3 separate regions of the Mus musculus genome follow, and regions 2 and 3 are each linked to region 1. The links are chromatin loops, found by intact Hi-C in ENCODE. Cell type or tissue: heart. All regions are shown on one strand. Region 1 holds the start of Rfx7 (regulatory factor X, 7). Region 2 has its middle 29 kb from the start of Nedd4. Region 3 overlaps Rfx7 (regulatory factor X, 7).

Evidence for each region. Peaks named below come from ENCODE experiments on the same cell type or tissue, not always from the same donor. Only the 100,000 strongest peaks of a DNase experiment are listed, where the experiment ranks them.
Region 2: it touches region 1 in a loop (2.7-fold over the local background); 14 of 42 quality-filtered maps call a loop at or near these places.
Region 3: a loop joins it to region 1, with 2.3 times the contacts of the local background. A loop is called at or near these places in 7 of 42 quality-filtered maps.

The regions. Positions count from the first base shown.
Region 1 is chr9:72,526,564-72,534,563 of GRCm38, reverse strand. It overlaps Rfx7 (regulatory factor X, 7), which reads right to left and starts at 2,324. Exons shown (of 9, transcript NM_001033536.1): 1 at 1,584-2,324. The coding sequence starts at 1,744. 4930509E16Rik (RIKEN cDNA 4930509E16 gene) reads left to right here and starts at 2,706. Exons shown (of 3, transcript NR_045735.1): 1 at 2,706-2,754. In heart, a CTCF peak has its summit at 4,143; DNase peaks (open chromatin) are centred at 1,583, 2,333, 2,883, 4,133 and 1 weaker place; H3K4me3 peaks cover 3,620 bases; H3K27ac peaks cover 2,477 bases.
Region 2 is chr9:72,660,542-72,668,541 of GRCm38, reverse strand. It overlaps a transcript of Nedd4 not described here. Among named protein-coding and RNA genes, the nearest start is that of Nedd4, 29 kb to the left of the region's middle. In heart, CTCF peaks have their summits at 1,965, 3,707, 5,289 and 6,579; DNase peaks (open chromatin) are centred at 5,221, 5,671 and 6,171; H3K4me3 peaks cover 4,749 bases; H3K27ac peaks cover 4,309 bases.
Region 3 is chr9:72,589,929-72,597,928 of GRCm38, reverse strand. Rfx7 (regulatory factor X, 7) reads right to left here. Exons shown (of 9, transcript NM_001033536.1): 3 at 6,096-6,178; 4 at 4,569-4,691. Among named protein-coding and RNA genes, the nearest start is that of Gm23057, 40 kb to the left of the region's middle. In heart, a CTCF peak has its summit at 3,058 (motif pointing right); no DNase peak of the experiment used is centred here.

The DNA of each region.
Region 1 (8,000 bases):
TTATGCAGAGATAAACAAAACATCTGGCTTTGTGGAACCCAACACAGTAAGCACAAAATTAATTATATCTTTAAATTACAGATTTTAAAACAGGAAAAAGGTATGCATTGAATGAAAGTATTGCTCGTCTCCCCATCTCCATAAACACAACACACACACACACACACACACACACACACACGAGTGCATAAAATTATCTCACATATCTGACTTACTGAAGTTGCCACATAACTATTGTCAAAGCCTTAAAAAAATCCTTTTAAAATAATCGTTTCATATTAAAATTAAAAATAAAACCAAGACATTCAACTGTCAACTGTACAGTATTAACTAGAAAAGCCTGCACTGACCCACTTCCTATTAGCATCATGACATGGAAGCATGCTAAGAAAACAATGAAAATTACTATATAACAACTTTTAATTTTGTATTTAAAATTGGCCACTGTCTTGAAATGTTCAAATGCTATACATTCAATGCCAGTTGCTTTATGATACATTTGTTTTCAAATTGCAAGTTTTGTTATTTTAGTAGTCATAGTCAATGGTGAACCTGCTAGATTCATGCTCAAAAGAAATCAAGGCTATTTTTTTCACATCATACTTAATTCTATTTTAAAATTGCTATTAAAAGCAATCTTAGACCAAATTCCATATATTCCTTTCCATTTTAAAAATAGTGCTATGCTTTAAAAAAAGGTCAGTTAATAAAGAATCCTACAAAACAAGCCAAGTTCACATTTAAAGAACACTTGCAATGGTTCTGATAGAAGATGGACTTGACTCTGTGTATATATATTAATATTGTTATCAGTCTCTAAGAGTTCAATTAGCATTGAAATATCCCAAATTCCCATACAAGAAAATACAGGACTAGTGTTCCATCTAGACTCTTTTTAATAATTACACAAAATAGCAAGAGCTTTTTTACATTTAAAAAAATTTCACTTTACCTTGTAAATTTCTACGTTAAAATAAAATACTTTGTGCAAAAGAAGCATTTCCTTTACAGTCAATACAAAGAATAAATTCCCTAGAAGGGAAATTAAGTGCGAGAATAAAGGAGGCAAAACCATCCAGAAAAAGCAGCTAATCCAATTGAATGAAAAAGACATGTTAGGTTTTTGTGCTGCATATTAATGCAATGTCTTGTTTGGTCAAAATTCACAATACACTTCTTGCTCCTCCTATGACTACAAAAGGAGTCAACACATTTTTTACATTACAAGTTTCCAATTCATGCCACTATCATGCAATGACTTAATCTTGACCCATATTTCCCTTACTGTATATGGAAAAATGCACAAATAACTTGTTTATCTGCTTACAATTGAGAAGAGGGAAGCATGGTGTGTGTGTGTGTGTGTGTGTGTGTGTGTGTGTGTGTGTGTGTGTGTCTAAGGAGACCAGGGGTGGGTGCAACCTTCCCCCGTCCAGAGGTGGCACAGCCATGCACCCGGCTCTGGAAACCCACCTTCAATGAATGCATTAGCCTCCCCTTCGGATGCCGCCGCCGCCCCCCATCCCCTTTGCAGCAGCAATGTGCCTAGGCTGTTCTACCCCAGCGATGGAGGATCCTCTTACCAGATGGAGTTCTTGATCTTGTGTTGCAGAGCGTTGGCCTCTGTCCCTGGCAGCCCGGGCACAAGGGCTGGCAGAGCCACCCCGGGGTTGGGGGCGCTGAGGGGAAGCTGCTGAGGGGCATCGAGCTGCTGTGGTGGCGGCTGTTGTTGTTCCTCTGCCATCGCTGCTGGAGGGGAGGGAGGGAAGATGGGGGCGCGGGGAAGGGTGAGGGAAGAGACGCGGAGGGGAGGACGACGAGGGGAGGAGGAGGGGGAGGGGAGGAAGAGGAGGAGGAGGGGGAGGAAGAGGAGGAAGGAAGGAAGCTGGATAAGCTAGGCCTATACCCCAGGGCTCGAGTGAGTCGCTTTCTCCGGCCGCCTGAGGGACATCCCCGGGGAGACCGCGCGGCTCCTCGCGGCTCTCGTCACGGTTCCTCTCCCGGTTCTCCTCGCGGTTCTCGTCACGGTTCCTCTCCCGGTTCTCCTTACGGCCCCGCGCGTCACCGCGGCAGAGGCATGGCGGCGCCCCTCAGCCCCCCGTCAGCGGCCGGGGCTGGGGGGCGTCTGAAGAACGAGGTCCGTGGTCGGGCGCCCCCTCGGCCCCAAAATCCAACCCGACGGGTCTCTCGGGGGGCCTGCCTCCCCGGCCGCCCTCCCCCGGGGGCCTGGCGCCTCCGAGCTCCCCCACGCCGCTCGCTCCCTCGCTCGCTCCCGGCCCCGCCGCCGCCGCGGCCACTGCTGCCCTGCCAGCCCGGAGCAGCCCAGCGCGCGCAGCCGCACTGCGGCCCGGCGCAGACGGCACAACACCTACCGCGCGGCCGGGGGGCGTGGACGCGCGTGTGCGGGCGCGGCGCGGGGGCCGCAGGGGGGCGCGGAGCGCGCGGGGCGGAGCGGAGCGGCTACGGGCCGCGGGCCCAGGAAGCCGCGGCGGGGGCCCCGAGGGAGCGGTCGGGTGGCTGCGGCGGCCGAGGGGGTTGGGGGGGCGTGTTGGGGGCGGGGAGCGGGCTCGCGTGACGGCGGCAGGGAGTGGACCTGTGCCACCGTGCGGCGTGGAAGGGAGAATTGATCGCTTCCTAGTGTGTAAGGTGAAACGAATCTACACGCCCTCCCGCCCCCACTACACGCTCGCGAGCGTTTCCCCTCTACTAGTCAGGACTGCTTCCTCTCTCAGCCACCGGACTGAGCTGGAGCAGGTGAGAGCTTTTCGACGAGCTAGCGCAGCGAGCCTACTCGGTCTGGTCGGAAAATGGCAAGTGGCAAGCTGGTGGAAGTGCTCCTCGGTCGGGCATTCAAAGCCCTCCAAATCTGGCCCCACTTTAGCCGTCCAATCACAGCCGCCTCCATCCCCCCTGCAAGAACTCCCAGCTCCAATCAGTGAAGTCTCCATGCCATCCTCAGCGCGCAGCAGATTCATTCTTCCTTGGTGCCTTTGCCCATGCTGTTCCCCACCCCACCCCCTATGCCAGGAGTGCCCTCCCTGCTCTACACTCCCAATTCAGCCCAGGCTCGGAGACACACAGCTCAAGTCGCGGCTTGTCAGGGTCCCTGGCAGCCAAGGCCCCTCCTGTTTCTCAAAAGGAACACATGTAATACAACATGGAGGCGCGAGCTTCAGCCAAGAGCTCTTCCTTCGCAGCCATCTAAACTCACCCCAGCCAGAGACTGCCCACCATTTCGCCCCCTTCCCATTCATAGACAGCTTTGCTGGCTGAGAGTGAGACTCCCTGCCTCCAACAAATCATTCCTCTTAGAAGAGCAGAAGAATTAGCTTTTCTAGGTGGGGCTGGTCAGGAAGGCTAAGCGCCTGGGTGTAGAAGACAGCAGCCAAAGCCTCTGGCACCAGATGGAACAGCTGCACAGCTCGCACTGACCTTTCTCAGTGCCTGTGGCTGTAATGAGCCTCCCAGCCCGTAACTTCTCTGACAGTGTTTCTATCAGACTTGGCCCTGTCAGATTTTCTGGCCACTTTCCTGGATGGACTTTGAGCTAGGAGGCCCTGCCACCTTTCAGACTTCTAGTGGGTGGTGAATCTGATTGGCTTGGATTGCGTGGTCTTTTGAGTGCTCTGTTCCCTGCCTTGGCCTGAAACTCTCTTGCTTTGTCCATGTGGCCTCAGGCCTGGTTCATACAGACTGGAAGCCCATACTCTGAATGTTTGCACCTGGATGGGTGGAGGCAAGGACACCCTTGCAAAATACAGTTTCCTCCTGAGGATCCAGACTGTGTTCCAGAATGCATATTTATAATTCTGTATTCACGGGGAAGATGATATAAAAAGACAATGGGAAAAGTGGCCCAGACCCCTTTTTCTAATTTTTTTTTTTTAAACCCGAAGAGTGATGGCCTCACATTGCCACATTCGGGGAGGGGGGGGAGGGGGAGAATCAACAAAGAAAGGTAACTAGGACCTGCTAAAGACCTTAAGAAAAGGAAGTTGAGAACCGAGATGTCTTTAAAATAACTTCACTACCGGTGTCACACAGGCTGGCTTCCCGAGTGCAACTTTTCAGTTTTTAATAGGTTCCATAAAGAGCCACGCATCCCACAGTCACCGCTAGAGGGCTCAGCAGAGTTACAGCCCCGATTTGCCCTCTAGCGGCGATTCTGAACAGAGTGCGTTTACGGCGACTTAGGGCCTTGGGGACTGGCAGCATGGCAGTTGGAGCAGACATCTGGAAGCATTAGGTTCAACCAGCCATGAGAGGGTTTTCATATAGCGACAGACTGAAGACATCCTCTTGCCAGAATGAGACACCCTTTCAGGAAAAGAAAGATCATTGCTCACACTTAACATCTGAGAGGTAAATTTGGGCTTTGTTACAGTTTTCATAGGAGACTGAATTTAAATAAACTATGCTTTAAAGAAACTTGAAAAAAAAAAAAGTGGTAAAGTTACCTTAAACCTTGGGTAGGGATTCAGGGCAAACCCAGAGAGTAAAGGCCAACTTAGAATCATGGTGGCTCATTTTCTCAGTTTCAGTTCACCCCCATGGGAGTGAATAGAAAACATTTTAGTGAATATGAATTTTTAAGATAGCATTGGTTATGAGCAGATCCCAGTCACGGAAAGTGTAAACTTCCCCTCGAGGGTGTGTATGACAATGGGGAAAAAAACAGTCTGAGGAATGCCAATTGAGCTGGGAAGGAAAACTCTGGTTTTACAGTCAGAGACAGCATGGAGAGTGATTTGTAACCCACTGCAGTGGTCTAACAAGAGAATTGACAAAGTGGCTGTGGATACCTCTGAAGCAGAGTAATGTGTGGTAGCAGTCCTGGGACGTAATTCATGGCTCGTAGGTGTTTAGTAAATAACATTTAAATTCAGTTATTAACTTTTTTCTAGTATTTTCTTTTAAAGTTTTACTTATTTTATTTTATGTGCATTGGGGTGTTTTGCCTGCATGTATGTCTGTGTGAGGGTGTCAGGTGCCCTGGAACTGGAGTTACAGACAGTTGTAAGCTTCCATGTGGGTTCTGGGAATTGAACCCAGGTCCTCTGGAAGAACAGACACTGCTCTCAACCACTAAGTCATCTCTCCAGCCCCCTTTCTATTAATCTTATGTATGAAAACTTCATTTCCCTTATAAAGCTTTCCAGATATTTACACTACATATAATATATGTATATATGCATGTATGTATGAATTATGATACATTATACATTTATCTCTAGGGATTAGTGAGATAAAACTCACATAATTTACAAAGTATGAGGAAAATTAATACCACATAATATTACTGGGTGCAGAAAATATAAATAAGGCATAGACCCAACTCAAAGTAGTTTATATTTTGTGAAGTAGAGCAAGATTAACATTGAAGTATTTGAGACGAATTCCAAAATGTATTCATCTTTGTTTCTTTTCTGTTGCTATGATGAGACACTATGACCAAGGTAACATAAAATAAACATTTAATTGGGCTTATAATTTCAGAGGGTTAGAGTTCATGATGGCAGAGAGAAGGCATGGCAGTAGGAATGGGTGAGAACTCATATCTCAAATTGTAGTACAGGGCAGAGAGGCACACTGTGTGGCACTCCTCTTCCAACAAAGTCACAGGTTCTAATACTTCCCAAACAGTTTCACCAACTAAGGATTAAATCCTCAAACACTATAGCCTATAGGGGGATAGTCTTGTTTAAATCACCACAATGTCTATTAATGGTAGAGATAGATTAGAGAGATCGGTCTGTGAAAGTTAGATCTAGAGAAGGCCTCTTGGCTGGCCTTTGAGTTGGGTATCCTTGAAAAGAATAGGAGACAGAACCTGGGTGTGCTGCCTAGCTTTATGTTGACTTGAATCAACTATAGTCATCTGAGAAGAGGGAATCTCAACTGAGAAAATGCCTCTAGAAGACTGGGCTGTAGGCCAGCCTGTGCTGCATTCTCTTAATTAGTGCTTTATTGGAGCGGGTCCAGCCCATTGTGGGTGGTGACACCCCTGGGCTGATGATCCTCAATTTTATAAGAAAGCTGGCTGAGCCAGGTGGTGGTGGTGATACAAAGCTTGAACCCCAGCACTTGAGAGGCAGAGGCAGGTGGATCTCTGTGAGTTTGAGGCCAGTCTGGTTTACAGAGCAAGTTCCAGGACATCCCAGGCAACACAGAGATACCCTGTCTCAAAAAACAAACAACAAGAACATCAAATCATACTGAGTAAGCCATGAAGAACACGCTAGTAAGCAACGTCCTCTGTGGCCTCTGCCTCAGCTTCTGCTTCCAGGTCCCTACTCTGACTTCCTTCAGTGGTAGACTACAATGTAGAAAGTGTAAGCCAAATAAAACTCTTTCCTTCCAACTTCCTTTTGGTCAGGATGTTTCATTATCATGATCATCATCATCATCATAACGCTAAGCAGCTGGTACCAGGGTCATGGGATATTGCTGTGACAGGCCTGACCATGTTGTTTTGGCGGGGATTTTGTGAAAAGAGTTTGTAACTTTGGGCTAAAAAGTCATTGAGTGTTGAGAGTTCAGTGAGCTGTTCTGTAGGACTTTTTGAGTATCTGAATGTTGAGAGCAGTGCAGATAATGAAGTCCTGGCTTGTGAAGCTTCATAGGGAAGAAAATGCTCTATCAGGTCATTTGTATGAAGAGTCTGTGGTGTCTGATCAGCTGGGAATGAAAAAAATCAGCTCTAACAAGAGAGCAGAGCCGCTAAAGTAGAACCTGTGGAGTTTTTTGAGACAATGATGCTGGGCAACTGGGGCCGAAGTATCTACTGTGATTAAGAAGAGACCATCTTTTAACCACTGAGCCATCTTTCCAGCAGCTGTACATGCACCTAGAGCGCTCACACTTAAATAAATAAATCTTGAAGGAGAAGGAGGAAGAAGAGGAGAAACCAGCATTGCTGAGGTGAAGGCTTCTGGGGAAGGGATTCCTCATGGTCAGCACACAGAAGCTGTCTTTCAGAGGTGGCCAAGGTTGTACCTTGTGCTGGCATCTGAAATTGGTCACCCAGGTTAGGCTGGTTTTAAACACATGAAGGTCTAAAGAACAGCTGAGTCTTGGTACTGTGTGGCAGGGCCGGGGTCCCAGAAAAGAGCCCTGGAAAGGCTATTGGTGAAAGTGCTTCCAATTACTGCAAGAGACCCCAGAACTTTGCAGATGTCAGTACTATGAGATGGCCACCAAGAACAGCAGCAGCAGTGGAGTGGAGCTGGTCAAAGCCTAGAAGACAAGCTGTGTGTGAGGGTAGAGAAGTGATGCTGACCCTGTGGAGATGCTCAGAAGATCATTAGTAAATCCCAGATGTTGGACATTGGGTTATTTACACAGTTGGAGTCCAGTTTTACTTTGCTTTGATTGTGACTGTGCCCTGGTTCTTTCCTCTTGAGATAAGAAAGCATCTAACTTATTCTTTTATTTTATAGGAGCCCATAGTTGAGAGCTTTTGAATTTTAAAAGAAATTGAATTTTAAAAGTGTTTAAATTTGTAACACTTGTAAAACTTTTTCGGTTTCAGATGTTTTACTATTAGCCTGTGGTGGTGGCGCACACCTTTAGCCTCAGCACTCAGGCAGAGACAGGTGGTTCTCTGTGAGTTCGAGGCCAGCCTGGTCCACAGAGTGAGTTGCAGGACAGCCAGAGCTACACAGAGAAACCCTGTCTTGAAAAAAACAAAAGCAAACAAACAAAAAAGAAAGTGCTTTATATTGCGATGTTGATAATGAACAATTGTTGGGATAAACAAGAAAGAAAAGGTTGTGGTTTAACAGTGAAGTGTTTGTAAGTCAAATTCACAAGGGGTCAACTATGCTGGTTAGTTTATATCAACTCGACATGACAAGCTATAGTCATCTGAGAGGAAGGAACCTCAAATGAAAAAAAGGCTTCCATAAGAACTATCTGTAGGCAAGTCTATAAGGCATTTTATTATCTAGTGATTGATGTGGGAAGGGCCAATCCATTGTGGGTAGTAGTACCCCCTTGAG
Region 2 (8,000 bases), 130 kb before region 1:
TATATAATGAGTTCCAAGGTAGCCGGTGCTACACAGTAGGATCCTGTCTCAATATACATATTTTTCCACATACATATGTTTAAAATTGTACAAGATACAGAAACAAAATAAACAAACTTCAACTGATAATATTAAAAACACTGTTGAAGGACATTAGAGAACTAATAAATGAAGACATTCTCTGTGCTTGTTGATGAAAAATTTTAATAAGTTGCCTATTTTCTCCAAAGTAATATATAAATCCAATATAATTCCAACCTCCAACTCCTTATATTTTTGTGGTCTTATTAAATGACTAGAGTCCATATTGAAATGTAAAAAGACAACATTAACAATGGCACCCAATTACTATCTTACACAACAAGCATAAGAAACAAAATTCGGGCTGGAGAGATGGCTCAGCGGGTAAGAGCACCCGACTGCCCTTCCAAAGGTCCGGAGTTCAAATCCCAGCAACCACATGGTGGCTCACAACCATCCGTAACGAGATCTGACTCCCTCTTCTGGAGTGTCTGAAGACAGCTACAGTGTACTTACATATAATAAATAAATCTTAAAAAAAAAGAAAGAAAGAAACAAAATTCACTGGGTGACAGTAGTTCAGAGAGAAACTCTGTCTTGAAAAAATAAAATTAAAAAAAGTTCACAAGAAGCCGGGCGGTGGTGGCGCACGCCTTTAATCCCAGCACTTAGGATACAGAGGTAGGCAGATTTTTGAGTTTGAGGCCAGCCTGGTCTACAAAGTGAGTTCCAGGATAGCCAGGGCTACACAGAGGAAAAACCTGTCTTAAATAAATAAATAATAAATGTTCACAAGAGTGTGTCAGCAAAATGGCTCCATGTCCCTTCCCCCCACACCTCCCCACCCGCACTTGCTGACAAGTCTGGTGACTCAAGTTCAATTCCTGAGACCCACATGATAGACAGAGGATTCCTAAAAGCTGCTTCTAACTTCCATTCATGCACCATGGCACACGAATACATACACATGCGTGCGCACAAACAAGTAAATAAATGTAATTTGTTAAATCTCAGAAAGATTTTCAGAAGAATTCCTTAATATTTCTATGAATTTAAGTAGGAAAGATTCAGGGCTAGGGACATAGCTAAGTTAGTAGAGTATATGCCCACATACAGGATGCTCTGCATTCATACATGTAGCCAGGAGCATCTTGAACCTTAACCCCACCCCTCCATTTCCAGATACGGGATTCCGGTATGCACCACCACACCCATAAACCCAGTGCTCTTGCTAGACAAGCACTTCACCAACTAAGCTACAAATCCAGCCTCAGACATTGGCACTCTTTTTTGTCATGGTTTCCCTTCATTATTTTTAATTAGATGCTTGTGTCTCTGTGTGTGTGTGTGTGTGTGCGTGTGCATCTGTGTGTGGGGCTCTGTGGAGGCCAGCAGAGTGAGGGGATCCTCCAAGTTCAAGTAACAGGCTTGTGTGTGTGCTGCCTAGTGAGTGCTAGAAACTGAACTCAGGTCTTCTACACAAACAGTAAGCGCTCCTAACTACTGAGGCTTCTCTGCAGTCATCAAAACTGTAGAAAAAATTGTAGAAAAATTCAACCTGCATACATGTATGCTTATCAGCAGAAAAAGCCAAAGCGATACCCCTCTTTTTTATCCCCCCCCATCTTCAGTGAGTGCATCTTAATAGGAAACCTACTTCTCACAACTCTAACTGGGAAAAGTCTCCAGCCTCCCAGCCTCTAAAGAGTGGGCAGTGCCTGGCTGATAAGATGGCTCAGTGGGTAAGAGCACCCGACTGCTCTTCCGGAGGTCCAGAGTTCAAATCCCAGCAACCACATGGTGGCTCACAACCACCCGTAATGAGATCTGATGCCCTCTTCTGGTGCGTCTGAAGACAGCTACAGTGTACTTACATATAATAAATAAATAAATAAATCTTTAAAAAAAAAAAAAAAAAAAAAAAAAGAGTCGGCAGTGCCCTGGGAGGACAACAGGTAATAACCCCCAGGCCCACATCCTTCCTCTCATCCTTTCTTTCATCTTTCTCTGGGGACAATGCCTAGCACCTCTAATCTCACAGCAAGCAGGCAGGCAGCTCTCTGAGTTCCCGGCCAGCCTGATCTACAGAGTTCTCCAGGTTATACAGCGAGACCCTGTTTCAAAAAAAGCAAAAGGAATGAGTTATTTTCTGTAGTTAATCCTAAGTGGCCACCAGAGCAAACCATGTAAATTATATTACACTTCTTCATTTAGCTAATGTCCTAATAGTAAAATTTCTGCAAACAGAATCTCTTTCCATAGGCTATACATAAAAGAACTAAAACTCAAGCCGGGCGTGGTGGCACACGCCTTTAATCCCAGGACTCGGGAGACAGAGGCAGGCGGATTTCTGAGTTCGAGGCCAGCCTGGTCTACAGAGTGAGTTCAAAGACAGCCAGGGCTACACAGAGAAACCCTGTCTCAAAAAAACCAAAAAAAAAAAAAACCCAAAAAACTAAAACTCATCCAAAAGGGGGCAGGTATTAGATCCAATTTCAGCATGCTTTAATACCCTCCGTCACATCACCCAGTGAGTCCTAATCGCTCTGTAAGATTAAGCCACAATTCTCTACATTCTGTGCCATTTCTATTCATCTTTCTCCTTGTTTCAGATTTGTTTGAATCCATTTCCTTCTTTTGGAGACAGGCGCTCACAGCACAGCTCTGGTTGGTCTTAGTCAGGCGCTCATGCCTCTGGCCCTCCGTTTCCACTTGCCATGACAGATGTGTGCTCTGACGTACTGCTACATGACCTTTGACCTTTTTTTTTCCCCCCTCTGAGAGGTCTCATTATGTAACCCTAGCTGTTCAGGACCTTGCTATGTAGATGATACTGACCTCGAACTCACAGAATTCCTCTTGCCTGTCTCCCAGGTGCTGGTATTAAAAGCATGGGCTAACACATCCGTTGTACGCAATGCAGGATATTCAACCATGGCTTCAGACACACTAGGCAAGCACTCAACCAACTAAACCACACCCCAGTCCAAACACTTTTAATCAACAGCAGCAGGCTGCCTACTCTGACTAGTCTGAGCTCAAGAGATGACACAGCCGCCATGTTTCCATCTTTAAATAAAGAACAAAATGTGTATGGGGGTGGGGGGTGTTGTGGTATGTATGTATGTGTGTGTGATGTGTACGTGTGTAGTAGTGTTCGTGGTGTGGGGGGGGGGGCATGTGGTATTTGGGTGTGTGTGGGGTGGGCTGTGTTCCAAGCTGCCATTTGGTTCTGTGATAAACCAGAAAATAAATAAATAAATAAATGCCCAATGAGAGGAATGAGCTTCCAGCTGCAACCAGCAAACGAGCCATTTCTAGCTTGTTCACCAGACAGTGAGCTCCTTGGAGGCTGGTCTTTTATCCTCTGTATCCCTGGTGCTTGGCACACGGCACACAGAACATTAATGAACGTCTGCTGAGTGAATATTAATAACCCAATTAGCCCCGCAGTGGAAGACGCTCACAACCCTATCTGTCTTCCTGCCTCTCTCCCTTAGTGAGCACAAAGTAGACACAGAAAGAGGGGAGAAAAATTTGAGTCCCAGAACCCACATCTAAACCTTTATCATGGGAATGTAACAGGCCCCGGATCATAAGCTCTTCAGAAGTATAGATCCTTCACTAAGTTCAGTTAGTCCTTACTACAGAGGGAGCTCCGAGCCCCAGCTGCTGCTGCGCACCCACTAGCGGCCACACAGATCTTTCTTTATTTCAGCTGGGCAGATGAAAAGGACAATCTGGAAAACAGATACTGGGCCAAGAGGGAGAAAAGAGACAGAGAAAGATAACTTTAACATTATTTAGTCTGTGACCAGCTAGCTCTGCTGGAAGAGGTAGCTGGACGAGCCAGCCAGAAGCCCAAGGCCAGAGTAGGATACCAACTTGAGATCTTCCAAATTGAGTGGGTATGCAGCAGGCAGGGTAGAGGAAAGGCATCCTAGCCACAGGGCAACAGTAACTCCTGACTCCTATGAAATAGTGGGCACTGCGCAGACCGTCACCCCTGGCTAGAGGAGGGGGAGGGCTGCTTCTGAGTACCTAGAACCTTCTGTATCTGCCTGTTACCATATTCTAAATGTTACCTGAGAACTGGGCTTTTTTCTAAAGGTTGGTTGGTTTGTTTGTTTATTTAGTGTGTGTCTTGCTGCATGTGCTTATGTGCACCATGTCTATAGCTGACTTCCACAGAGGTCAGAAGAGGGCATCATTTCTGAGGACTGTAAACCACCATGTGAGTGCTGGGAACCAAACCTAAGTTCTCTGAAAGACCAAATGCTCTTAACTAAGTCCTCTCTACAGCCCATCTTGTAGCATTCCAAAGTATATAAGCATTCAGCCCACCGTGCATTTAACAGCCCAGCAGAGCTTACAGCTACTGTGACTCAGTACTCTCACTGGCCTTTGCTTTGGCCTCTCTTCCCCAACTGCTCTCCCCAGCTCCAGTAATGTACTCGTGTGTGTGTGTGTGTGTGTGTGTGTGTGTGTGTGAGTGAGAGAGAGAGAGAGAGAGAGAGTGAATGTATGCCATGTGTGCTGGTGCCACAGAGATCCAGAGCTGGAATTACTGTTATGAGGGGCCCCACCATGGGGCTGTACACTGGTCCTTTACAAGAGCTCGGCCACCGAGCCACCTCTTCAGACCCTTTACTAACAACTTTTATAATAGCAACTTTCTAGATTCCCCATGAGATCTCAAGTAACCTCTCTCTAGGCCGGGCTTAGTTCATTTAATATGTCCTCCAGTCCACCAATGTTTAAAAAAAAAAAAAAAAAAAAAAAAAACAGGATTGCCTAAAAAATTAAATTCCAACCACAATACATACACGCACACACAGGCACACACGCACGGGTGTGAACACACAAACGTTTTCAAAATATGTTGCAATAATTATCTTAATGAAGCGCCCACTATAGATAAACAAAAAGCTCTTAGGGAAACGGGGAAAAATTGGAGGGCGCCATTACAATAGTGTTTGGAGGTACCTGAGAAAGGAATAAAAAATTGGGGGGGTTAGGAATTTCTAGCTAATTGAGCCCAATCTTGATAAAATGCACATGTGACCACTAGATTAAGTAACAGAAACCCGGAGATTGGATTCACACAGGCACACACAGGCACACACACAGGCAGGCGCGCACGCGCAGGCGCGCACACACACAATCTGAAAGGGTCACTGTTAAACACTTCGAAGTCTCTAATGCCCCACCCATTTGAGACGACCGCCAGCTCCATCGAAGCCCTCCCTCAAGAGGGCCTCACTTTCAGCGAGCGCGAGGCAAAGTCGCGATTAAGTTGTTCCTCTGTAACAGACGGTTTTGCGTGCCACGAATCCTTGGGCTGCAGTTTTTGAAGCCAACAGCTGCTGGGTGTTCTTTTAAAGTATTTCTCTATTTCTTTTGCCTTCACTTAAAAAAAAATACTAACAAAGGCCTGGAAACAAAGTGTGAACTTTCCACATCCGACGCTGGCCGCGGACTCGAAGGAATCCCACCCTCCCCCCACCCCCCTTCGTTCCCAACCCTGGCCCTCGGGAAGCCATAGTGGCAAAGTCGCTAAGTTCTGTCGGCTCCCGCTGCGGCAGGAGCGGGATGCTGAGTCTCGGGAGGCCGCCCCACCCAAGCCATGGCCCTCCCGGAGAGGGTGAGCGAGCGCGCCCAGGCCGCAGCCAAAGGCCCCCGGAGGCCCCCCGGGGGAGGCCCAAGGCCCCGAGCAGCGAGGCGAGCAAGCGGGGAATCTGCTCCCGCAGAGGCCTCGTGCGCGCCTCTCTCCATCTCCCCCTCACCGCCTGCCCCGCTCCGGAGCGCGGGGCCAAATTCGGGCCCCGATCGCCCGCCACCCCCGCTACCCACCCCGGCCACCCCTCGCCACGATGAACCCCCGCGCGGCACGCAGCCTTCCCGCACCTCGTCCTCCGAGAGTACTGGGGCCTCCGACTCGTCGGCTGCCATGTCCGAGCTCATGCTGGACGAAGCGCCCCTACTAGGCTGCAGCGGCGAGAGAGAGCGAGAGACCGAGAGAGAAGGAGAGAGGAAGAGGAGGAGGAGGCGTCGCTGCGGCGGAGGAGGCCCACTCCGGGAGCGCGCTGGGGTGCAGGGGCGCGCGGCGAGAAGGGGCGGGACCCGCTCTGCGGCTGCGCGCGAGGCTTGGGGGGCTGGGTTGGAGCAAGCGTGGCGGGACTCCAGAAACAAGGAGCTCGTCCGGAGCGCGCGTCGCGGGGCCCGCGGCGGGGGCGGCAGCGCGCGCGCGGGGGTGGGGGGAAGGGCGGGCGAGGTTGGCGGCGGAGGCCCCGCAGCCCCCGGAGGAGGCGGGGGTGGGGTGGAGTGGGGGAAGGGCCGAGAAACGTGGCTCTTCCGCAAAGCCACTACCTTGCGGTTTTGCTCGAACAACAGGTCTCCCTGGGAGCCCGCCACGCGAGCCTGTCGCCTACAGATTAGGCGTTTTAGCTAGCCCCCAACCTAAAGCCACATTTGAAAAGCGTGCTCCTGGCCGATCGGAAGCCGCCCGCCATAGGACCCGGGAAGGAATGCGCAGGCCTAAATCTGGGGGGGTGTCGGCTTCAAGGCCAGCCACTAGGCTGGCGGAGTCGGCCATCCAAACCTGCATAGCTGAGCCTCCGCCGACAGCGCGGCAGCGAGGCCCTGAAGAAAAGGTGGGGGTGGGAAGAAGACAGCCGCTGCTCCGAGGTTTTGAGACATGGCTGGTCGGGGCTCACAGGCTAGCCTCCAGCTCTGCATCGTTCTGACTCACGGCCCTGAGCCTACATTACAGGCCAAAAGCATAGCATGTTTTTCTATAGTGGGAAAATACTGCAGAAATTAGACTCTCAAAATCCGATTGCAGGGGCCGCGAGATAGCTAAGGAGATTAAGGCCTTCTCGGGCAACAACCGGGAGGCCTATACCCCAAAACCCCATGGAGGAAAGAGAACTGACTGCAGCAAATTGTTCTCTTGACCAACACACCTACCTAATACATAAATAAATAAATAAAATTTTTTACAGATCTTATTTTAGTTTTCCCCAAGAGAATTAAACTAATTCTGAACTCTAAACTAGTCACCGTTTGAAAAATGTTGATAGGTGTGAGCAATTGGTTGTTTACGAAATATTTAATTGCCTTTGGCAGAATCCATTTCATTCATATTAGCTGTCAGACTTCTGTTAATATGTAATCCACATTTTATCATTTGTGTTAGGACAGATGTAACAACTAATTATGGATAGAGTATTCCTGAATAATCAGGAATGTTAGCTGACTTAAATCCAAACATTATCATGACTAGCAGTGTAAATTAGTAGTAGAGTGATCTCTAGCACATACAGGCCTGGATTGGAGGCCCAGTCTCACAAATAAGTAAACAGGTGGTTGTAGAATTAACTCTTTTGCTTTATAAACTCACACATCTGTGTTCTTAGATCTTAAGAATAAAATAAGCCAATCATAGTGGCCCACATTTTAGTAACAGCACTAAAAAGGCAGAGAGGCAGGAGGATCTCTGAGTTAAAGGCCAGCTTGATCCACGTGGTGAGTTCCAGGACAGCAAGAGCTACATAGTGAGACTTGTCTCAAAAAAGCAGGAGGAAGAAGAAAAAGGAAATCTGAATATATTCAATGTGTCTTTTACTTTTGAAAATCATAATTTCTCCTAATAATTCATTGCATTTTTTTAACAAAACAGAGTCTCTCACTATGTAGCATTAATTTTCCTAGAATTCACTATGTAGAACTAAGAATAGCCTCAAACTCATAGAGATCTGCCTGCCACTGCTCCCTGAGAGTCAGGATTAAAACTGCACTACCACACCTGGCACTGTGTATATTTTTTACATTTAATCTTAAGTAGGCCATTCATGTTATTTCAAACAAGATCAGAAGTCAATTCCATTACTGGTATTAATATTTAATGGTGGAAGAAATTGAAATTGGCAGTCGGATCATTGAGAAATCCCCCATGAGATTATGAGCCGAAACATTTG
Region 3 (8,000 bases), 63 kb before region 1:
TGTGGGAAGCAACCTGAGTAGGAAAGTGTGGAAGGGAGACATGGATATGGACAAAATGCAAGAATTCTAAGCAAAAAAACCCCATCAACCCCTAACCAGTTCTTAACATTTCAGCTAGAGCAATAAGACAAATAACAAACAGGAGACAAACAGGAAAGAATTATCCCTACGTGAAGATGTCATGATTCTGTATCTAAAATGTAGACCCTAAACATTCTGCCACAAAAACATAGAATCCAATAAATACTTTCAGCCAGGTATTAGCATATAAAACCAGCAAAAAAATTAGTTGCTTTATCTATATACTGGTAATGAACATGATACATAAAAACTAGGAAAGACATCCCATTTACAATAATTTAACATCCTCCCATATTCAACAGGATACTTAGGAAGAAGTCTAACCAAGGACATGAAAGACCACCACATGAAAACTAAGACACTGAATAAAGAATGTAAGTTTAACAAGATGGAAACAACTCTCATGCTCATTGTTTGCAGAATATTGTGAAAAGCTATTATTACTAAACATGATACACAGATCCAATGTAATCCCCATCAAAATCCCTGTGACATGCTTCACAGAACTCAACTAAGCTGAAAATTAACTGTACGAGGTTGGAAAAGTCACTAATGTTCCTTAACAATATGACGTTTCAATCTATTTTAAAAATGATTTATTTGTATTTTATGTGTATGAGCGTTTTCCCTGAATGTATGTACATGTAGTTTTGTGTGTACACAGGCCACAGAGGTCAGAATAAGTTGTAAGTTCCTTTACTTTAGATGGTTGTGAGCCACCATGTTGGTGCTGGGAACTGAACCTGCATCCTCTGCAAGAGCAACAAGTGTTTCCAACTACTGAGCTATCTCTCCAGGCCCTCAATCTCTCTCTCTCTTTTTTTATTAGATATTTTCTTTATTTACATTTTAAATGCTATCTTGAAAGTTCCGTATACCTTCCCCCTGCCCTGATCTCCTACCCACTCACTCCCACTTCTTGGCCCTGGCATTCCCCTGTACTGGGGCACATAAAGTTTGCAATACCAAGGGGCCTCTCTTCCCAATGATGTCCGACTACACCATCTTCTACTACATATGCAGCTAGGTGCTGATTAGTTCATATTGTTGTTCCACCTATAGGATTGCAGACCCCTTCAGCTCTTTGGGTGCTTTCTCTAGCTTCTCCACTGGGAGCCCTGTGTTCCATCCTATAGATGACTGTGAGCATCCACTTCTGTATTTGCCAGGCACTGGCATAGCTTCACAAGAGACAGCTATATCAGGGTCCCTTCAGCAAAATCTTCCTGGCATATGCAATAGTGTCTGGGTTTGGTGGCTGATTATGGGATGGATCCCCGGGTGGGGTAGTCTCTGGATAGTCCATTCTTTCGTCTTAGCTACAAACTTGGTTTCTGTAACTCCTTCCATGGGTATTTTGTTCCCTATTCTAAGGAGGAATGAAGTATTTACACGTTGGTCTTCCTTCTTCTTGATTTTCTTGTGTTTTGCAAATTGTATCTTGGGTATTCTAAGTTTTTGGGCTAATATCCACTTATCAGTCAGTGCATATTTAATGACTTCTTTTGTAATTGGGTTACCTCACTAAGGATGATATCCTCCAGATACAGCCACCTCAATCTCTTTTACTTAAGAAAAACTTTTATTATTTCTTGATTTCAAAGAAAAATTCAATATAATTTAATAGTAAAATATAACCAAGCTTTACCCAAGACAGAACATTATTAGGAAAATATGAGCTGTTTTCATGCATTATGGTCACATTTTTACAAACTGAGGTGATGTCTCTGCAGGTGATATGAATTGTTGAATAGGCAAGGCCAATACTTCAGGAATATATGCATGTCATGGATTTGTTCATAGTCTATCATGAAAACATCATTTGTTGGGGCTGGAGAGATGGCTCAGATACTAAGTTCAATTGTTAAAACCCACATGGCAGCTCACAACTGTCTATAATGAGATCTGATGCCCTTTTCTGAAATGCATGCAGACAATGCACCCATATTCATAAAATACATAAATAAACAAACTTTAAAAAAACCACATCACTTGTTAAAAATTTCTTTTAACTCAGGGCTATACAGAGAAACCCTGCCTCAAAAAAACAAAACAAAAAACAAAAAAAAAATTTTTTTTTTTTTTTTTAGGAAACTAGCAAGACATCTCTGGACAATTTTTCAAGATTTTCTACTTCAGACAAGTTTATAATTTTAGACTAAAATAAACCTTATGCAGTTTCACTCTATTTCATTTTATAGATGTGCCAAATGATAAAAGAACAGTTAAACACTTTTCCTGGTCATAGAAGTTTGCTGACAATGTCAATTTCCTGGATCTTGAACTCAGACTTTCTTCAACATATTGTACAAATGTTCTTTTATTGAATTCAGACGAGCTTTTTACATGTTTCAGAAAGATCTCCTTTTGGCCTTTTGGCTAAGATCAAGTATATAAGTTTAAGAAGGTCTTTTGTATTTAATTACCCTGTTTGTACTAACCCTATGCTAATCATAAATATACACCTTTTTCCTCCATCCCTCCTGCTTCCCATGTAGCCCAAATATAAAGCTAACTTTACCCTTGGACTCTTCCTGGATCAGTGTGGCATCACAGACACAGACTACCATTCCACCCACCCACCACATATACAGAGTCTTGGGGAGGACAGAACTGGTGTCAGTCTCATCAGATACTCAGGGTCCAGCACACAGTGGATACTCATCAAAGAGTTTCCGATTGTAACAATGAACAACTTTCAGTTTCAACTTTTCTCAAAATATTAAAGTTCTTCATTTAGCTCATCTTAAGTATGTATTCCTTTTTATAGCCCCACTATGCTTTCTTTAACGAGCAGTTAAAACTTATGAGTAAGCTAGAGAGTTTTCTTGCCAGATATCAACAATGTTCTTGTTAAAGTTTTCTAACAAATTATATAATTACAACATACTATTTTTTTTTTAAATTAAAAAAAAAAAAGATTTATTTATTTATTATATGTAAGTACACTGTAGCTGCCTTCAGACGCACCAGAAGAGGGCGCCAGATCTCCTTAGGATGGTTGTGACCCACCATGTGGTTGCTGGGAATTGAACTCAGGACCTTCTGAAGAGCAGTCAGTGCTCTTAACCGCTGAGCCATCTCTCCAGCCCCTTAAAATTTTTTATTAGATATTTTCTTCATTTACATTTCAAATGCTATCCCAAAAGTCCCCTATACCCTCCCCCCGCCCTGCTCCCCTACCCACCCACTCTCATACTAATTTTTTCTTAGTTTGATGTTTTAATAACCATACAATTTTGGCTTTATTTATTCTACCAGAATGAATTCTTCCTCCCTCCCTCCCTCCCTCCCTCCCTTCCTTTATTATATGTAAGTACACTGTAGCTGTCTTCAGACACACCAGAAGAGGGAGTCAGATCTCATTAGGGATGGTTGTGAGCCACCATGTGGTTGCTGGGATTTGAACTCAGGACCTTCGGAAGAGCAGTCGGGTGCTCTTACCTGCTGAGCCATCTCTCCAGCCCCGAATTCTTCCTTTCAAATAAACTATAAACACACTAAGCAATACTGAATATCACAATAACTGATCATGCTCTGTCTTTAAAGCCCTATAACATATATACTTTTTATTTCCCATTTAAACAAACTATTTGCATAATCAAAGTTATTTGTGTGGAGTTCTTGTATGTCACTAATCTCTTTTATCCTTGAATAAACACTTTACAATATTCTCTGGTTGGGATAGAATTAAATGGTTTTATATTTATGAAAAGTGGCTTAAAAATTCAAGTACACCAATGGAGGAGTTAGAGGACTGAAGAGCTGAAGAGGTTTGCAATCCCATAGGAAGAAAAACAACATTAACCAACCAGACCCTCCAGAGCTCCCAGGGACTAAACCACCAACCAAAGAGTACACATGGAGGGACCCATGGCTCCAGCCACATATGTAGCAAAGGATGGCCTTGTCGGGCATCAATGGGAGGAGAGGTCCTTGGTCCTGTGAAGGCTTGACGCCCCAGTGTAGGGAAATGCCAGGGTGGGGAGGCAGGAGTGGGTAGGTGGGGGAACATCCTCATAGAAGCAGGGAGAGGGGAAATGGGATAAGGAGTTTTAGGATGGGGGGGAACTGGGAAAGGTGATAACATTTGAAGTATAAATAAAGAAAATATCCAATTAAAAAAAAAAGAGAAAAATATTAAAGTACAAAAACCCATGTTTTAGTCTTTTCTTATGCACTGATTATTTTTTATTGCCACCCACTGTCCCTCTAGTCCCTCCCATGTTTCTTGTCATTTTAAAATTCTGTAAGAAACTTTAAATTCAGTATCCCTATACATCCTTTGTCCTCAGAAGCCTGGACAAAGCCCTCATTTAATACTCTGTTCTATATTACATTCTAGCACAGAAGCTTAGAGCTGGTAGTAATCTTGGAAGTTTCTAAACACATCACCCAAGTAACAGCCAGATCATAAGCAGAGACAAAATAAATCACTGTTCTAACACAGTACTTATCTGCTTTAGTCTATCACATGGTACACTTACTTGTATTCATCATAGACTTCCTGTTTGGGGAGTGACGTCTCAGGATGCTCCTCTAAGGTATTTCGAATCCAGGAAAAGGCATGCATTTGCTGTGCCCGACTAGATGACATGGCATTCTGATCACTAGTGATAAAAACAGACAAATTTTAGCTGAACCAGACAGCAATTCTATTAATACCTTTTTAAGCAAGGCCTAAGTGTTATGTTAAAAACATATTAGCGGATCAAACTGAACTTAGGACATACAGTAGATACGCAGTAATCTATATAGAAATTGTGTATTTGTGACTGTGAGCCAGTTTTTACTATCTGTTTCAGACTGAAAATACTGGCCTGTTTGGCTAAACTGCTGGCTTGGATTCTAAAGCATGTTAGGTAGTGAAGATATTACAAAATAAGGTTTTTGTTTAGATCAAAATGACTTTTGTATGAATATTTCCTAACTTACTTGCCTATTTATATATTTTTTTAATTTCTAAATTGTTAAATGTTTAGAACAAACATTGTGGTAAATTCTTTATATTCGATTTACTCTGCACACTCAAAGAATATCCCTGTAGAAGTACCTACCCTGAAATCATACTAAAACCCTCCATCCCTAGAATGGACAGGAGAGATCTTAAGAAAATCATCCTCCCACCGTAACCCTTCTCACATCTAGGATCTTTGCATAGACTACCATGTCCATTAATCAGCATTAATTTTATTATCTGGCAGTACTTTTATAAGCCGATCTCATGAAATGGGCATTATAGACCGTATACAGTAAGCTAGTCTACTGACTATGACCCTAATCTCAACCTCCGAGTAGAAGTACCTGATTCCAAAATACTGAGCACATGTTTAGAACAGGATATAATTAAAATATGGTTGATACGAGGTAAGAACAGGTAAAAGCAACATAATATGTGTTTCATTATTTCTCATGTACAATTTGAAATGAATATAATATTGAAGATAACATATGAGTGAAATGAATCCTCAGAAATATGCAAAGGTAATGAAAATCTAAAGAATAGAAACTGAAGAACTGTTTTCTCCACATTCTCTCCACTTAAGCACTTTTAATGAAGCTAAATCAATACCCAAAGTACTGAAAGTGAGGCACACCTACAGTAATGTGGCCAACACTGCACTTCCTCTTTTCTCTGACCTCCTGTGATGTGCTTATTCATCACTGCATAAAAACAGCCCCACACTTGGTTCTTCAGAACACTTACCTGGCTATCCTTTGGTTTTCTTTTCTTTTCTTTTTTTTTCCACATTTTTATATGGCATAAATACTCCCACTGTTCTGTGTAACCAAATCCAACTTACATTTCATTGTATTTAGCCAGTTACACAAATGAATTATTCAAAATTGATGGTGAATATTAACTAAGTATTATGAAAGACACATGATCTGTTGTTTTTCCAATCTGTGTTCAGACAAGCTTAGGAATACTAAAATAACAATCAATCCTAATGTACACAGCTTGGTACAGTCCTACAAACAAGGCAGCATTACAAAGACAAGGATAGGTCTACCTTTTCTCTGCACTGCTAAGACCAGAAGGCAGTTGAAGGTAGAGGTAGAGTTTCTCTAGGTCTGTAAACTTCTCAACTTCTTGCTGGTTACAAAGGGTTAAAAAGAAAGATCATTAAAAATATTTCCTCCCAACTAAATTTATTATTTCCCCTAAATACTACTAATCTTTTTCTAATTTTCAAATACCTAGAATGTGACTAATGCTAATGCAGGCTAAAAGATCTGAAATAAAACCAACAAACCCCTTTGAACTATGCAGGTGAAATTATAGTTTGAATTTCAAAAGGGCTTCTATTTAGATAAACCTAGTTATAAAATTCTCTACTATTATTGCTGAATAAACGTCATTCCTGCCTTCTTTTATATGGGTTTCATCCATTTCATAACCTCTTTTTACAATAAAGACATTCATGGGGCTGGCGAGATGGCTCAGTGGTTAAGAGCGCCGACTGCTCTTCTGAAGGTCCCAAGTTCAAATCCTAGTCAAACACATGGTGGCTCACAACCATCCGTAATGCAATCTGATGTCCTCTTCTGGAGGGTCTGAAGACAGCTACAGTGTACTTACATATAATAAATAAATAAATCTTAAAAAAAAAAAGACATTTATGGTAACTTATTTCAAGCAAAACTTCTTAGTAATGTCAAGTGAACTGGTTACTGGTTATTTATAACAGAATTGTTTTAGGTAGTAGTGATGGTGTAGGACATCTTTTTAAGACAGAGTCACTCTATTATTGCAGCTGTGGCTGTCCTGAAACTCTCTATGTAAATGAGGCTGGTCTCCAATTCAGAGAGATTCACCTACCCCAGCTTCCTGAGAGCTGGGATTACAGGCATGCACTACCATGTCTGGCCCAGAATTTCTTCTTCTTCTTTTTTTTTTTCTTCTTTTTCTGAGACAGGGTTTCTCTGTGTAGCCCTGGCTATCCTGGAACTCACTCTGTAGACCAGGCTGGCCTCGAACTCAGAAATCCGCCTGCCTCTGCCTCCTGAGTGCTGGGATTAAAGGTGTGCGCCACTACTGCCTGGCCAGAATTAATTCTTTATAAAGCACAGTTTATATGTAGATTTAATTTTAATAGCAGAATTAATCTCACAATTTTGAACTGTCTATTCATTTTGTTATATACAATTGTATACATGTATGTAGAGGTCAGAAGAGGATGCTGGTTCTCCTTCATCGCCTTCTGCTTCATTTTCTTGAGAAATGGTCTCTCACTTAACCTGGAGTTGGCAGTTAAATGGCTATGTGGATGATCAGCAAGCCTCAGAGATAATCCCACCTCTTCATAGCTTCCTCAGCAACACAGGGGTAAGAGGTGCTGGTCCATGCCCTGGCTGCTTATGTGTGTGTGTGCTGGAGTCCCAAATGCAGTTATTTCTGTGCACCAAGCACTCTTACCAATTGAGCAATCTTTTTAGATTATAGAAGTCTGTCCTTATTTTCAAAATTTACCCGAAAATTTAATCTTAGATTTAATTCAGAAGGTGACTTAATCTATCAATTGTTTGCATATAGGTCCTATGTACATTTCAAAAATCTCATCATCTAAGAGTATTTTCCAAAGGATTGTTCTAATGCTTAATGAGCTATATCTCTTAAAGAAAAACAACAAAACAAAAACAAAGTAGTCTTATTTATGATTTCTGCCTTTTCTTAGTTTCCACAACATGTGGTTTTGGAGTCTGCTTAACTGAACTCTTCACAGTGCATTCCACATTAATCCTCCAGTTAGAGCACAAACATTGTGTCCCACAGTCTTCAGTACCTTTACTTTCACTCTCACAATAGTTTATGTTCTTTAGCTTTTTCTTTCACTACCACCAACAAAAAAAGTTCATTTACTCAGCATATATGTTTTGGGTTTTGCCATGTTTCACAAATTTTACAAGAGAATGGT